Linked DNA regions of Homo sapiens: regions 1 and 3 are each linked to region 2. A link is a loop called in an ENCODE intact Hi-C map of the cell type or tissue named here. Cell type or tissue: mammary epithelial cell. All regions are shown on one strand. Links, peaks and the distances in the headings refer to the core of each region. The heading gives the core; the rest is flanking DNA. Region 1 holds the start of UMODL1-AS1 (UMODL1 antisense RNA 1). Region 2 overlaps BACE2 (beta-secretase 2). Region 3 has its middle 12 kb from the start of RIPK4.

What was found. A loop is a pair of places that touch in the nucleus more often than their neighbours do. Peaks named below come from ENCODE experiments on the same cell type or tissue, not always from the same donor. Only the 100,000 strongest peaks of a DNase experiment are listed, where the experiment ranks them.
Region 1: a loop joins it to region 2, with 23 times the contacts of the local background. A loop is called at or near these places in 14 of 110 quality-filtered maps.
Region 3: it touches region 2 in a loop (8-fold over the local background); 38 of 110 quality-filtered maps call a loop at or near these places.

What each region holds. Positions count from the first base shown.
Region 1 is chr21:42,105,450-42,110,871 of GRCh38, forward strand. It overlaps UMODL1 (uromodulin like 1), which reads left to right. Exons shown (of 23, transcript NM_001004416.3): 10 at 4,113-4,250. It overlaps UMODL1-AS1 (UMODL1 antisense RNA 1), which reads right to left and starts at 3,085. Exons shown (of 2, transcript NR_027243.1): 1 at 2,847-3,085. RefSeq lists an enhancer at 2,234-2,353 and a silencer at 2,330-2,624. In mammary epithelial cell, for the core only: a CTCF peak has its summit at 2,520 (motif pointing left); a DNase peak (open chromatin) is centred at 2,522.
Region 2 is chr21:41,280,735-41,286,156 of GRCh38, forward strand. BACE2 (beta-secretase 2) reads left to right here. Exons shown (of 9, transcript NM_012105.5): 9 at 1-1,796. Among named protein-coding and RNA genes, the nearest start is that of FAM3B, 33 kb to the right of the region's middle. RefSeq lists an enhancer at 1-212. In mammary epithelial cell, for the core only: a CTCF peak has its summit at 2,683 (motif pointing right); a DNase peak (open chromatin) is centred at 2,687.
Region 3 is chr21:41,776,116-41,781,537 of GRCh38, forward strand. No RefSeq gene overlaps it. Among named protein-coding and RNA genes, the nearest start is that of RIPK4, 12 kb to the left of the region's middle. In mammary epithelial cell, for the core only: a CTCF peak has its summit at 2,308; DNase peaks (open chromatin) are centred at 1,936 and 2,256; H3K27ac peaks cover 1,027 bases.

The DNA.
Region 1 (5,422 bases), core at 225-5,224, 820 kb after region 2:
GGGTAGAATGGTGGCCCCCTCCAAAAAGATATGTTCACCTGGAACTTCAGAATGTGACCTTATTTAGAATAAGGGTGTTTGCAGACACGATTAAGTTAAGGATGTCAAGATGAGGTCCTCCTGCCGTTGGATTTGGGTTGGCCTGAAGTTCAGTGACAAGTGTTCTTATACGAGACAAGAGGAGGAGACACAGACACAGAGGCCAAGATTGGAGTGATGCAGCCACAAGCCAAAGGACTCCTGGAGCCACAAGATAAGACACTGGAAGAGGCCTGGGAAAGCCCCTTTCCTAGAGCCCCAGAGGGAGGGCGGCCCTGCTGACACCTGGAGTTTGGACTTCGCCTCCGGAACGGCGGGAATACATCTGTGCTGTTTCAGGCCCCCCAGCTGGTGTGTTTGTGATGGCAGCCACAGGAGACCCGTGTCTTGCACCTCTAGGACTGGATGAATCCATTGTAAGCATTCGCAGCACCCCACTCCCCACGCTGTTCAGTGGTCCTGCAGAAGTTATTAAGCTCCTTCTGCAGGCTCTTGCCCGGCAGGGTCCCGGGCAGGCTGTGGCCTGCTTCCTCCACATTTCAGAGCTGAGGTGCTGGTGCGGGCAGGTCTCCTGAGCTGGGGGGTCAGCTGTGTGGCCAGTGATGGTGACGCCTCAGGCCGTGCATGGCCGGGGAGGCGGCCCTGCCTCTGCACTCTTTTGACTCCATGACTACTGGTGTCTTCGGACGCCAGAGTCGGGGGAGCAACCATGGGGCACCGCCCCTGCCTGGGGAGGCAGCACGAGGCCTGAGCCCAGCTTACAGGGGGACATCCACCCCCGCTGAGAGCCCCACCTTCACGGCGAGGATCTGTAGAAGAAGACATTTGATATTACTCGGCAAAAAAAACAAGAAACGAAAACACAAAAAGAGCTCCTCTGAAGAAGAAAAGGTATTTGCGCTGTGGTCCACCTAGAAATAATGTTGTTGGCACAACTAGAGCATTCCTCAGTCATTCAGGAGCACTCCCTGCCGGTGCGTCCACATGTCCCAACCCCGATAGATGAGGCGCTGTTCGCCCGTGGAGGGGTCAGGTTGTCGTGACCTTATCTTTACCCTTAGGCCGTCCATCCCGGGGCCTGGGGTTTCCTGCGCCAGTCACGGTGGGCTGTGTAGGTGGCCATGTGTTCGGTCTTTCCCCAGGAGGTACGTACCATGTGCTGGGAGGCCTGGAGGCTGAGCCGCCCCCCGCGCCTATGAGTTGCACCCTCACAGCGGCGGCCAAACCTCCTGCTCACTTTGCCCCATAGGAAGAGGTTAGAGTGAGGCGGAACGGGTTGGAATCCCAGCTCTGACACTCACTCACTGTGGGATGCTGCACAAATGACTTCCTCTCCCTGGGCCTCAGTATACTCATCTGTGGAATGAGATTACAGCAACATCCCACCTCCTATGGCGATGGAGTAAATTAAGGCACAATGCCTGTGTGGGTTTAGCCCAGTGCCTGTGCATGGCGACAGTGCATTTCTGATGGCCCCTCCAGCGTTCAGGGCTAACTCTTCCAGGATTAACTTTCATATCTTGGATGAGAGCTCATCTAGGAAGGTCTCCTAGCAACCCCTGGGTTCCCACTGGTCCTTCCGCCTCACGGGGCTCCTTTTTGAACCCCTCACATCATTTCCATTCAATCTCTTGCTCCTAACAGCACGGCCCCTATTCCTTCTCTTTCCCAACATCTGCTCTCAGGAGAGATTCTCATACAGTGTGCATTTGTTCTAGAGTGAGGGTCATCACTGGGCTTCTATGAGGCACCGCTGTGAACCCTCTGCACCGACCTTAGCCAGAGGAGCAGGACTCCCACCGGCATCCTTCTGCGTAAGAGGCCTTGTGGGTCTTCTGGGGCTCTGGAATCAACGCCGCTTTTCCTGGGGCCAGAGTAGGTGGAGCTGAGCTCCCCAAAGCTTCCAGTTTGCTGCCTGCTCCCACCCGCCTCGCCACTGCGCGAGCCCTTTCCATCCCCTCTGCAGAGTGAGAGAAGGGCCGTGAGTGAGGATCCTGGCCTAGGGCTGTCACCATCCCCCTCACCTGCTGGCCAGGCTAACCTACTGCAGGCTGCTTCCTTTCCTTAGGTTCACGGGTACCGCTATTTGTCCAGCGTCCATTTGCGGTGGCATTAGGATGAGGTGCTCTGTGCCCTCTTTCTCCCAGTGTGAATCTGACACACGCCCCCAGGAGAGTCCGAGGGGCATCACTTCTGGAGGACGCCCTGGGCCCTGAAAGACAGCTCATGGTCCAACTGAGGAGCCTGCACCTTGCTGGGACAGGGTGGCCCAGGAGATCTGGGGTCTGTACCTGCTCCTGGACCCTCTCCAGCTTGTTGTTCTGGGTGGGGCCAGCTCAGGAGGGGCACCTGGGCTGGGAGTCTCTGAAGCAGCTGCCCCCATTGCTCCAGGAGAGGGCTCAGCCCTTGTCCCAGCTGCGGGGCCAGTGGGAGCAGTGTGCAGCGTCCTGCCCTGGGCTCTCGCTGGCTCTGCGCCCTCGCCTGGCCAGCCCGGGAGGGTGCAGAGGCTCACTGGCAGCTCTTCCTGCTCCCACACCTGCCTCTTCCTCTGAACTGGAGGGCCGGCAAGCCTCAAGGCTTAATGCAAGACTAAATACAGCTGTCAGCGCCTTCCTCTGAGCTCGCTTGGGAGCTGTCTGGGGGGACGGAGGAGTGAAGATTAGGTGAATCACCACGCCCCAAAATAGACATCAGGTGCTTGGTGGTTTGAGCCAGCGTCTTGCCTGGTGCCTCTGCTGTCCTCCGTGGACTGCAGCCCAGCCAGCCTAGGCTCCAACCCCAACCCGGAGCACCCCCAGGAGAGTTACCTGTAGGCTGGAGGTTGAGTAGCACCCCAGGAAGAGGTGTGGGTTGGCACCAGCAGTGTTCTGATGGCAAGGCAGCCCCCAGGCCATGCTAGGGTGGTGGCATAGCTGTTGTGGCAGCTGACGAGCTTGCTGTTCTCCAGGGAAGCTGCTTCTGTGGAGACCGCAGGAAGCACAACAGAAAAAAACCCACAAAACGAGCCTCAGAGCACTCAGCAGCAGGGTTTTCTTTGCCCAGAACTGAACTGGTCCTGCATCGTGGCTTAAATTCCACCTGAATTGGAACTTCTCTGGCATGCCGGGTGTGGGTTCGTTCCCGAGCACCTCCACCCGCAGCTCTACAGAAGCACGCGCAGAAGGCACTGTCACCTCCAGCAGGGCCTGGCCCTGACGACCTCGGCTCAGCCACCCCATGGGAGCTACATTGTCCTTGTCCTCACCTTCATTCCCCTCAGGCGGGCCCCCCGGTGACATGACATCACAAGTCTTTGGGCACAGGAGGAGGGACATACCTGTGGAGACACCCGGGTGCTCTAGAATATGGCGCGGGAAGTTCATGTTGTACTCCGCTGGACCCCACCCCCGGCGTGGGAAGTTCATGTTGTACTCAGGCTGACCCCCACCCCCCCCACGAGAGAAGTCCATGTTATACTCAGGCTGACCCCCACTCCTGGCATGTAAAGCTGGTGTTATGCTCAGCTGGACCCCCACCCCCGGTGTGGAAAGCTCATGTTATACTCCACTGGCCCCCACCCCCGGCGTGGAAAGCTGGTGTTATACTCCGCTGGACCCCCACCCCCGGCGTGGAAAGCTGGTGTTATACTCCGCTGGACCCCCACCCCCCATGCGGAAAGTTCACGTTATACTCAGCTGTGTCCCCACCCCTGGCTCAGTTACTTTCCTATTTCTTGGTTGAGACACTAAGTATTGGAGAATGTTGGCACATCAAAGAGAGAGGAGAAAACATTTCAAGTTTTGGGTGTGGAAACAGAATAAAGAAGAGAGGGCTACATGCACACCCATGGGTGCTAATATTTAAGGAATGAACATTTCCTAATCTTTGCCCCCAAATAAGCCAACCAATGTGAAGGTGGGCACAGGCAGGCCGTAAGGTTGTCATGAGAGTGTTGGACGGATGCCCCAAAATGCCCCTGCTCCCGGCCGTTCACTGCAAAGACGGCTAGGAAGGACTCCTTCCAGCATGGGTCTGTCTTCTGATCACTCTTTGGCTGTTTTCTCATGGGTTTTGATTGTGTCTCCCCCTGGCAGACTGGGACGAGTGTGTGGACAGCGCGGAACACGACTGCTCACCGGCTGCCTGGTGCATCAACCTGGAGGGCTCCTACACCTGCCAGTGCCGTACCACCAGGGACGCCACCCCCTCCCGCGCAGGCCGGGCCTGTGAGGGTACGTGTCGACCCCCCTGCCGACTCTGGGAAGACCCCCTGCCCGAGAATCTGGGGGTGGGGCAAAGCCCAATTCTCCATAGGCACAGGGCTGAGGACCTATGGTAATGTTAGGGGCCTACAGAAATGTTTTCATTTCAATTTATTTTAAAATCAGAAGAAAGAAATTAATAGAAGGATAGTAAATATACATAAAACAATGAATCTAGCTTGGATTACACTCATCTCTATCTAAATGCCATTATAAAATGTAATTTTTGATAGATTGTTAAGTGGAGGGGTGCAGGGGTCCATGAAGGCCAAGTTCCTTGGGCCCACAGAAGTCAGGATGCAGCCCGGGGTCGAGGGATTCCTTCCCCAGTGGCCTGGAGCCCGAGAGGGTGTGGCCTGGAGCCCGAGACAGTGTGGAAGCCCAGAGAAGCTGCAGAGAGGCCCGATGGGGGCCGCTGAGCTCTAGTCCTGCTGTATCGGCCCCCAGTCTTTTCTGTGGACCAGTTCTGATGAGTGGGTCGGGGATACCTGGGATGCTGAATTGAGCAGCAGGAGGAGGCCACGTAGGGACCTAAAATGCAGTGACTGATTAGCAATGTCGGCCCGGACACAGGCGTGGCAGAGGCGCCCAGCCACTGGCTTGCCAGCCCCTGCTGAGGGCTTTCTAGCTGGAAGGAGCAGCCGAGACCAGTTCCCTGGGGAGAATATTCCTTAGACACTGCGTGTGCTGTCCTGCTTCCTAACATCCCACACCTTGTCTTCTGTTTTTCTCATTCGCCTAATGTCCTGCAAGTCGATGACAGCATCCAGCACCAAGTCCCACATTGAGCACAAATCTGGGGGAAATTGTCCCATTTTCCCAGAGTCCTGATGGATTAATCTGAGGCCTATGAGAACCAAGCCCTGCATTCAAGCCCGGGTTTTGTAGCCCCCCGGGTGGATCCCTCACCCTCAACTTCAGTTTCCTCATTTATCCAGTGGAGAGGCGTGATTTGCCTTCAGAGAGCCCCGGGGAGGCTGCAAACATGGGCCCAGGAAACACTCCTGAACGCTGGCGCCCGCCTGCGTCCCTGGCCAGGTCCACTCCGGGATGCAGAGCAGTCCTGCTGGACGGCCATGCTGCCCTCCTGGGAGGGCTCTTACTCGTGGGTGGGATCCAGCAGGCTCTGACAGTGGATGTGT
Region 2 (5,422 bases), core at 347-5,346:
CAGCTGTTGGGGATACGTAACTCCCAGCAATAAATCCAGTATTTTCTTCCCTGCCCTGAGCTTCCTCTGGGTTTCTTATCAGCAGCTATTACACACAGATGTCCAGTGCTTCTAAACTAAATTGTACTGTGTAACTTTTACATCACACTTGTGTGCTTAAAAAGCACACCGTGGGTAGTGACTGGGCCAAGAGACATCACAAAGCTTCCTGATAAATTTGAATCCAGCCACGGCAAGAGCGACGTGCGGGTACCTGGTCCCTGATGCTTGGGTGCCCCGTTGAGCCTCGGGTACTTCTTGGACACTATTGTGAGAGCAGCCATCCTGGTGTCTCTGCCAGCATCTTGGGGAACGCTGTGATGGTAAAATATCTGTCTCTCCTCTGGGAATCAGGGCAGCCCTGAGAAGTGAGCAGTTCCCTTTACAGATGGATAATTGTTTGTGTAAGACCAACCAGATAAAGTCCAAACTGTGTAGAACACACGTGTGCCTCACACATAGCCATCTGAGTAAAATATTTTTTCCAATGTAGATTTATAATTAGAAATGACAGATTTATAATATAGACTTCAGTAAGTTGGGCACAGCTGTCACTTTCGTGGTATCAATAAAAGGCTAGAAACCTTGGGTGTCCTTGGCAACCTAGCCTTTGACATTGATGTTTTTCCATAGGATTTTCTTCATTTGGGTTGGAATAAAAATGCATTTTTATTCACAAGGCACAGACAGATAAGAATATCATAAGCAGGGAAGTGTCTCCAAAGGTCAGGACATATGTTTTTCTGTTGAGTGCTATATGTGGAGGTCATTGCAAGTTCCCTGATATGAGTATGGTTTCGCTTGCTACATTGTGCCTATTAAAGTAAAATTTTACACAAGCCTCGCATTTCTAAGATTAGTGTTCCTGAATGAAATGTTAAGAAAACATTAAAAGATTATCTCTTTTTAAGATGGAGGAAAAAAAGTGAACAAAGCTAATTAATCTATCATGAAAATTGCACAAAATAACATTTCTTAACAAATTTAATACAATTTTGTGTTCTTTGTTGCTAGTGGTATAAAACGAGATTTTTTTCCCTCATTTTTCTCATTGTAGATGTCATCTCTCACATTTATATCAGTGAGGTTTGAAATTCTGTGTAGCAGTTACTCAGCACATATGAGAGGGCAGCGAATGAATGAGATTTGTCATGTGCTAATAAAAGCTGAATTTTTGTAATCTAAAATGATGTATTTTCTACTATTGCTGTTAATTTGCATTGTTAAAAATTCTTAAAGTTTAATATGTTATGTTCAGTCATTGAAAGCGACCACTCATTTTTTTCTTAAAGTTGATGCCTTTTCTGCTGTGCTAGAGTCAGTATTTTGCTTCTGGCAGGAGAGCTGCAAACTGTGTATCCTCAAACAGATGCAAAAAGTAGTGCTTTGCAAAACGTTTGTTTTCTGTTTATCTCAGATTAACATCCTTTAATACAAGTTTCTTAAGTGTAACTTGTATTTCTGAAAATGCTTAAAATTATTTTATATTTCCCTTTGGGAATTTTTCTCTATTTCCAGCACGCTGATTTGATTTAAAAATGTAATAAGACCAAGAGTTGGAGTAAAGGGATATTCATTCCATGTTAAAAGTGGCTTCATAGCTACTGACAAATGTCTGAACTATTGTCGTGCCCTTCAAAACTGGAGTTTTCTAAAATAATCTTATTTTTATACTTGTATGTTCCAGCAATTTAAGATATATACCATTGAAAGGGAAATAAAACATTTTTGTTTATTTGAATAAATAATACTCCCAACCTGTTGCTTTTGGAATGTTTTGTAAATACTTCTCTTGGGTCACATGTCTGGCGGTCCATTACGTCCACTCCTTCATTGTGGGTTCCTGGAAAATGTCAAGGATAAAATGGAGTGGAAGGGAGGGTTCAGGCTCAATCATTAAGATGCAAAACATGCTGAAGGTGGGGAGGGTAAAGTGCTTTAGAGTCTGGAAACCCTACAGGTGGAAAGAAAACACCTGCAGAGAAGAAACTCAGTAAGCACATTTCAGCGGTCTTAAGGATGGGACAGATGGCTTAGCTTGGTCCTGGGGACTGAGGGTGACCAGGTTGGCAATGCCTGTGCGGTCACTCCCATGATCACCCTGCAGGGAGATGGCATTCTACCATTTCACAGACGAGAAACCATCTCTGAGTCACCTGCCCAGAAAAACACAGCTAAAAAGTGGAGAGGAACCCAGCTCTGTTCCCCTCCAACAGCCCAGCTCTTTCTCTGCACTACACTCTGGTCCATCCGCCATCCTGAACCACACTCTCAGAGCCTAATGCATCACTTGTGCCAGAAGAATCCAGTCTAGTGGTCAGTCTCTAGAGAAGGGTGTGCACCAATATGGGCACAGCAGAAGCTCTTAGTGAATGAAATGAAGATCATCCATGAGCCATGATCTAGCTGCTATGCCAATCCTTTAAATATACGCTGCTTTCAATGACTAGACACTTTTTGTCTGACAATATCCAAATGAGGAGAAAAGAAGGAATCTCCAACCATTAGGAGGTAAAGTGATAGTTACTGGAGAAACAGAGTAGAGTATCTGCTTTCTAGTAAGAAGGAGATGATTTATCCTATTTCGCCATCCCTAAGCTGGAGGGGACATAACGGATGGGATTTTCACGAGTCTGTCACTAGGTGGTGGTGTTGTAAAGCGTTGTGGTATACATAACGTTTGTGCCTCTTTCCCCATTCCGTGTAGCTTTCACAAAGCAGCTTTTTATCAAGTATGGGTATGTAAGTAGACTACATCCCAGAGCTTTTTCATTCTGTGCTTTATAGAATCTGAAAAATAGGCCAGCTAGAGGGGTACTCAATCTTAGAGGCAACCGCCAAATACACATTTCCAGCCCTGGCCTCTACCTGGGTTTTTAGACTTGTATCTCCAAGTTCCTTCTGGACGTGTCTGCTTGGCCATCACTGGGAAGGAAACTGAGGCACAGAGGTGCTATAAAGTCTCCAGGTTCTTCTGGAAATGACAGCCAGATTCAAAACACCAGTGTGTCTGGTTACCAGGCACAAGCTCAATCATTATGCCATTGCCTTTTTAAGGTTAAAGATTTAAAATTACATATGCTAAAATCAAAATGCTACGAGGAAAAAATATTGGGGAAAATATTTGTAACAAATATAAGGGCAGAAGCTGACATTTATCGAACAGCAAATTCTGGCCACGCATCCTGCCATTTCATTCTCAGAACAACCCACAACGAGGTGCACGTGGTACTAAAAACATTTTAAAACCCAAGGTCTGAAGACGGAGCTGCTCCCAAGGACAGGCTCAGGGAAATCAGGAGGTCCAGGGAGGGGAGAATCTCACCCCACAGGATGAGATGCCACAGGCCAAAGGCTTAAGAGTCATCTCAGTAAAAAATGTAAAAACAAAAAGACCTACTGTCTTCAGCATACACAGATTGTACGAAATAAGCCAAGTGTATTATTTTCTGTATTTGATGCTGTGATAGCTGGAGCCCTGTTGACCCTGAAAGGACTGCCTCTCTCAGGGTTGGCTAATTCTAAGAGAAAGTCAACGACTCCCCTGGCAGCCTGCCTTTTAGATGGAAACCCCCGATCCAGAGCGCACACCCATCCACCTCCTCTCTGGAGCTCTCACACTCAGGCCATATCCACCTGCCCTCATCACCCCAGAGCCAGGTACCAGACAACTAGGCACAATTTCCCTGCCCAAAGCCACTGAAATTATTCTAACTAGCCAAAGCTAAGCCTGCTTACCCTGCCTCTTCCCTTCTTTCCTACAGAAACCACAGTAAAGCCTCCTGTTCCGTCTTGCCCCATCCTTCGGCCTCCTGACTACCCCTGTGCTTTGCTGCGTGGCCCTCAGTGGCAGCTGTGCCTTCTGTTTTTAGGCATCTATGAATACAAAGAGCTTCTTTCTTTATGACAGTCTTTTGTGTGTCTGTGTGCCTTATTACACCTCATTAAAACAAATCCCAGATACCCTTCAAACACCAAGAATAGAAGAGTGTTAGAGTCCAGTAGAAAAACATGCAAGGGCTGTCAACCAACAGCTGGCCAAAGTGGGAATACAAATGGCCGAGAAACTGAGAAGTGTTCAATCTTATTAATGTATGCATAATATGTAAGTAATTACAGATAGAATGAACAAAGCTTTTAATTATTAATAGATGTCCAAGAGGTCACCCATCTTCTGCTTTGCTGATGGAAAGTGTAAATCAAAACAATCATTTCAAAGAGCCCTAAAAAATAGCCAAGTCATCTTTACATCAATACTTTCTTTAGAAATCTCTCCTAAAGAGATAGAAATATGGACAAAATGGGATAGGGTATAGAGCAAAAAAAGCAATTTGCTGAATATGCCAATATTTCATTGATTTTTAAAGGGAAATATCATATATGGATGTGAGAGTATAGAATTTAAGAGTGTAGTAAGTACATGAAATTCACACTAATCTATTACCCTCAAATTAGGACTCATACATAAAGGAGATGGCTTAAGGATGTTTAAATTAATTTTATTTTGTATTCAAGTAATACGTTGTAATGGTTTATTTTATGTGTCAACTTGAATGAGGCATAGGGTGCCAGGATATTTGGTCAATTATTATTCTAGATGTGTATATTAACTCAGGCCACCATAACAAATGCTATAGGCTGGGTGGCTTAAAAAAACAGAATTTTATTTTCTCTAATGTCCTTGAGGCTGGAAAGTCCAACATCAAGATTCAGTAGGCTCCTGGTGAGGGATCTCTTCCAGGCTTGCAGGCAGCTGCCTTCTTCCTGTGTCCCCACATAGCCTTTCCTTGGTGTGTGAACATGGAGATCTCTCTGTTGCTCTTTCTTTTCTCATAGGGTTGCCAATCATATTGGATTAGGATCTCATCCTTATGACCTCATTTAACCTTAATTACTTCCTAAATGCCCTATCTCTTATGCAGTGACATTGGGGTGAGGGCTAGGATTTTTGGGGGCACACAATTCAGCTCATAGCAGTGTGTCTGTGAGGGTATTTTTGGATGAGATTAACATTTAAACTGGTAGAATGAGTAAAGAAGATTGCCTTAAGGCAGGTGGGCCTCATCCAATCACTTGAAAGCCTAAATAGAATTTAAAACACCTGATCATTTTACAAGCCCAAACTCCTCCTGCTTGATTGCTTTCACCTGGGACATGAGCCTTCTACCTTCAGACTCAGACTGAAACTCCAGCTCTTCTTGGGTCTGTAGCCTGCCAGCTTTTGGACTGTAACTTACACCATTTGTTCTCCTGGGTCTCCAGCTTACAAACTGCAGATCTTTGGATTTCTTAGCCTCCATAATCATGTAAGCCAATTCTTTTTAGTCAATCTCTCTAGAGAATGATATAGATAGATAGATAGATAGATAGATAGATAAATAAA
Region 3 (5,422 bases), core at 284-5,283, 500 kb after region 2:
GCCCGTAATCGCAGCACTTCGGGAGGCTGAGGCGGGCAGATCACGAGGTCAGGAGATCGAGATCATACTGGCTAACACGGTGAAACCCCTTCTCTACTAAAAATACAAAAAAAAAAAAATTAGCCGGGCATGGTGGCGGGCACCTGTAGTCCCAGCTACTCAGGAGGCTGAGGCAGGAGAATGGCATGAACCCTGGAGGTGGAGCTTGCAGTGAGCCGAGATCGTGCCACTGCACTCCAGCCTGGGAGACAGAGCGAGACTCCATCTCAAATAAATAAATAAATAAATAAAGATGAAGTCATTAGGGTAGACCCTAAAGCAACAGAGCTAGTGTCCTTGTAAAGAGGGGAAGTCTGGACACAGACACACACCTGCACTAAGGGAAGTGGGTGGGAAACACTGGGAAGATGCCACATGACTGCAGTGACGCAGCTGCACGCCAAGTGATGCCTGGGGCACTGGAAGCCGGGGAGGGTTCCTGCCTGGCCCCTAAGCTCCAAATGACAACCCAGGCATAGGAAGGGCCTACACTTTGGGGTTCAAACCTATCCTGGAGTCTGGTCCGGGGCCAGTTACAGCTAATGGGCAGTGCTGGGTGCAGCCCAGCCCGTAAGCTCATTCTTGAGCCCCAGAGGGACAGAGCAGCTCTAATGGGTGCAAAAATGGCTGGAATATTTCACCAACTCCTTGGGTGGGTGGGTGGGGGGGGGGCATTGGACATTTTGGGCAAGGGTCTTCTTGAGGCTGAGAGAGGCCAGGAAGGAGCTTCCCCTGGAGTTGTCTGGGAGTGGGACCCTGCTGACACCGACCTCAACTTTTGACTTCTGGCCTCTAGAGCTGTGAGAGACTAAACACCTGTGGTTTTAAGCCACCTGGTTTGTGTCACTTTGCTGTGGCAGCCACTAGAAACTAATACACCCAACTAGATACGTATCTTTGTCACAGTTACAGGAATCTTTATTTTATCCAAAAGCAAAAGACACTGAACTTTTGTGTACATTCCAGGCCTGCTGATTGTAGCTGGTCTATAAGCTCGTGTCGGAGTCTATGGTGGTTGATTTTTGTGTCCCTTTGACTGAGCCACGAGGTATTTGATCAAACATTATTCCAGGTGTTTCTGTGAGGCTGCTTTTGGATGAGATTAACATGTAAATCAATAGAGTCAAGCAAATCGTTCTCCCCAATGCAGATGGGTTTCGTCCATGCAGCTAGAGGCCTGAAAAGAAGGAAAAGCTGATCATCCTCGTGTAAGAGAGAATCTCTCCTACCCAACGGCCTTCCAGCTGGGATACTGGCTTTTTCTTGCCTTTAGACTTGAACTGAACAATTGGCTCTTCCTGGCCTCAGGCTTTGGGACTCAGAAGCACACATTGACTGTCCTGGGGCTCCAGCTTATGGACTACCCTGCAGAAAGACTGTGGGACTCGTCAGCCATCATCATCCTGTGAGCCAGTTTTACACAGACACACACACACACAGTCGCACTCTCATGCTCACACATACACACTCACACACAATCACACACTTGCACACACACAGACACTCTTACACACTCATTCACACACTCACATGTGCACACACACAGTCTCTCACACACATCACACACACACACACACACACACACACACACACACACTATTGGTTCTGTTTCTCTGTATAACCCTGATGAATTCAGGATCTTAAAGGTTACCTATTTCATTGTAATGCTGTTTTCTAGCACCAGGCTAGTCCTTTTGTCGGCAGAACTGGTAGGCTCACTTTTTTTTTTTTCAGACTGTTTTGTGTTTTATTTTCTTCCATTTACAAAAAAGCATTTCTAAGCCAGGGCAGTGAAGCCTGACGCTACCGTTCACGGTCAGTGAAATGAGCATTCGAGGATGGGACTCAGCCTGTCTGGACAGGTCCCCAGACAAAAAACACAGAGAATCAAGAACGCAGGCGCTCCCTGTCGGACGCCAGGCCGGGCCCTGTGACAAGGATCTCAGCGCTGGCGGTGGGGCTGCCCTGCGGGTTCGAGGCCTGGCTCTTCCTGCCCCACTGCCTGGTGTGTAGCCCAGGGGCCGGGCCGCCTGCGCCCCCCGCCGGGGGGCACGCCCGGCCCAGGGTTGGGGGTGTCCGGCTTGCCCCCAGGGGGCCAGCGGGGCCTCTGTTATCTCGCTCCAGAACCGACATCGCCAGCCAAGACCTTCCTCGTGGAGCCCTCGGTCTGGCCAAGGACGCTCCTTGGAGTCTGCTTAGACGCACAGCGGGCTCAGCTTTGCCAAATTCTCCAAGGAGACTTTCCATGAGGCGCCTCCTGCCATCTGTGGGCGGCGTTGGGAACTGCGGCCACCGCTGCTTGGGAATCAGGACGTCCCAGCTCCCAACCGGCGGTCATTCATTCCCTCAACACACACTCTGGGCCGCCCGCCTGGCTCCAGGCAGGCCCTCCGGGGACTCGGGAAATAGGAGTTGTTAAACATTTCTGAAACATTCCTCTTCCATTTATTCTGTGATTTTCTTCAGAAACACAAGGCGTGCACGAGTCAGCTTATCAGCTTATCCTTCACCCACACGTAGGCTCTTCTTTCCAATCAATTTTATCTTTGTTTTTTTCTAAGAAAATTTTAGGGATTTTACTTGTTTTTGTTTTGTTTTTGGGTTTTTTTGTGTGTTTTGTTGTTGTTATTTTGTTTTTTTTTTTTTTTGGTGGGGGGTTGGCTTGGTTTGGTTTTTGCTTCATTTTTTAATTTTAGGGATTTTTAAAAAGCCAGCATTCCTTAATCTTCTGATTGTTGTGTGACTGTTGTATAATATTGAGAAATACATTCCTGTCATCCACAACTAACAACCATTAATAATGTGTCGTATTGTTTACTTTTTTGTTTTTAACTAAATTTTGCTTTGGGGAAGTATCCATGACGATACAATATAGCTGTGAGATATTTCCTGTACCTGCTACGTAACACCCCTTCATGTAAAACGCAGAGCATTTGGTTTATCCACATCCCCCCGCCCCCCGCCCATGCATATTAGTGGTTTCCAGTGCTAAAGGGACAGCGCCCCCCACGTGCATTTCTCCAGGTACTGAGGCAGGAGAATAGGGGCTGGAGGCAGGGGACCAAAGGCTGTTTCACTCAGACTTCCTACAACTAAATTGAAAGGAAAACCCTAACTTTCCACTCCTAAGTAACAAAAGGACCAGAGGCTATTCCCTTTCTAAACCCCCCCACCTTTTCCTCGAGGCAAATGGGAAATTGGCTGTCCGCAACCAATCAGACTGATTGTGGGTGGAGTCTTCGTTTGCACCTCTGTACCTTCGCTCCAGTCTCTGAACGGTTGCTGTCCACAACGAATCAGACTGATTGCGGGCTCAGCCTTCGTTTGCATAGAAGTATAACTTTGTAACTTCACCCTAGCCTCTGACTGGTTGCTTTTGGCACCTTCATTTACATGAGGTGAGCATGATGTGGCCAATTGGAAACTTCTAGGGGATATTTGGACCCAAGAAGATCCTGTATCCAGGCCCTTGAGCCGCTGCTCGGGTCCGCTCCCATACTGTGGAGTGTACTTTGGTTTTCAATAAATTCCTGCTTTCGTTCTTTTGCTGCTTCATTCTTTCTTTGCTTTGTTGGGCGTTTTGTCCAATTCTTTGTTCAAAATGCCAAGAACCTGGACAAGTTGCAGTTATGACCCTCGACCGGTGATAGTAGCACTCGCTCCTAACAGCTTGGCTGCAGTAAGCCTAGGCTTCCAGGGAGAGCCTCTGCACCTGCTGCTGTGCTGCTTGAGTTCTCTCAGACAAGGAAGCATGAAAAGGGCTGCCTTTTTCAAACAGCAGGGGAAGGAAAACACAGTGATAACAAATCCAAATATTATTTCAATTGAGATCTTATCATATACATCATATACACAGCCATTTAAAAAGTGAAAACAAATATAATAAAATCAAATTATATTCAATAAAAAAAGCAAGGCGCAGGCATTTACATAATGAGACCCACTTCTCTTAATGTATTATATAGTCTGTAAAAGCAAAAGATGTGAAGCACCCCAAATCCCCATGGATGGGCGATGGTTGAATTATTATCACTCATCCATAGGAAAGACTGCCGTGCAATTGTGAAAATGGGAGGAGGACTGTGTCTACACGTGCCTCTGGAGTGATTGCACAGACCACTCTGAACAGAGCAAGGTGGAGGAAATCTTCCATTTTTCCAGTACAGGCAGGAAATAGGGACCCATCCCTCTGTCTATCTATTTACTATCTTTATTCCCATCCATCTATTATCTATCTATGTTTCTACCATTCATCATCTATGTACTACCTAACTACTTGCCTACCTGTTCTCTATCATCTATCTACCATCAATCAATCTATCTCTCCCTATCTGCTTCCATTCTAAAAATAAACAGTGTGAGCACAGTCCACAGGGAGGGGGCTGGAAGTCTCTGGGGGAAGACACAAGTCCTTGTTGCACATGCCCTGTTTTCTAGATTTGACTATGAAACCATGCAAATATTTTACATCCTTATAAAACACAATTAACTTTAAAAAGCAATGTCTAAATACCAAAAATAAAATAAGACAAATGAACCAAATGTGTATCCATTTGGTAGCCTGACTAACCAGAGGGGAGCTATTCCAATTGACTTTAAAACGTAGGAATTTAAAAGTAACTACTAGTGGAAAATGCACTAAGGGCAAAAAGAACAGAGAAAGAAAGGAAAGGAAGAAAGGAAGGAAAGGAAGAAAGAAAGAAAGGAGGGAGGGAGGGAGAGAGAGAAAGAGAGAGAAAGAGAAAGAAAGCAAGAGAGGGAGGGAGAAAGAAAGAGAGAGGAGAGGAGGAAAGAAAGAAAGGAAGGAAGGAGGGGAGGGAGGAGAGGGAGGAAAGGAAGGAAGGAAGGAAGGAAGGAAGGAAGGGAGGGAGGGAGGGAGGGAGGGAAGGAGGGAGGGAGGCATCTTAACCCCTTTCCCACAATCACACTATTGGCTGAGTGTTGATGTTATCCTGAGACTGCCCTGTGTGTGTTGAAGCATAAAGGAAATGTGATATAGAAACTCTATCATTAGCTCTATGGTAAAGAACTGAGATTTTTGGCATGAGAAAATAAAAGTTAAGAAGCTGTAATTTAAAAGAAAAATATTGGCCAGACACAGTGCCTCATGCCTGTAATCCCAGCACTCTGGAAAGTGGGAGGATCACTCAAGCCCAGGAGTTCAAGACTAACCTGGGCAACAGAGTGAGACCCCGTCTCCCCCCAAAATAAACAAAATTAGCGAACATGGTGGCATGCACTTGTGATCCTGGATATTTTGGAGGCTGAGGTGGGAGGATTGCTCGAGCCCAGGAGTTTGAGGCTGCAGTCAGCCATGATCACAACACTGCACTCCAGCCTGGGCAACAAAGTGAAACCTTGTCTCAAAAAAATAAAAAATCAT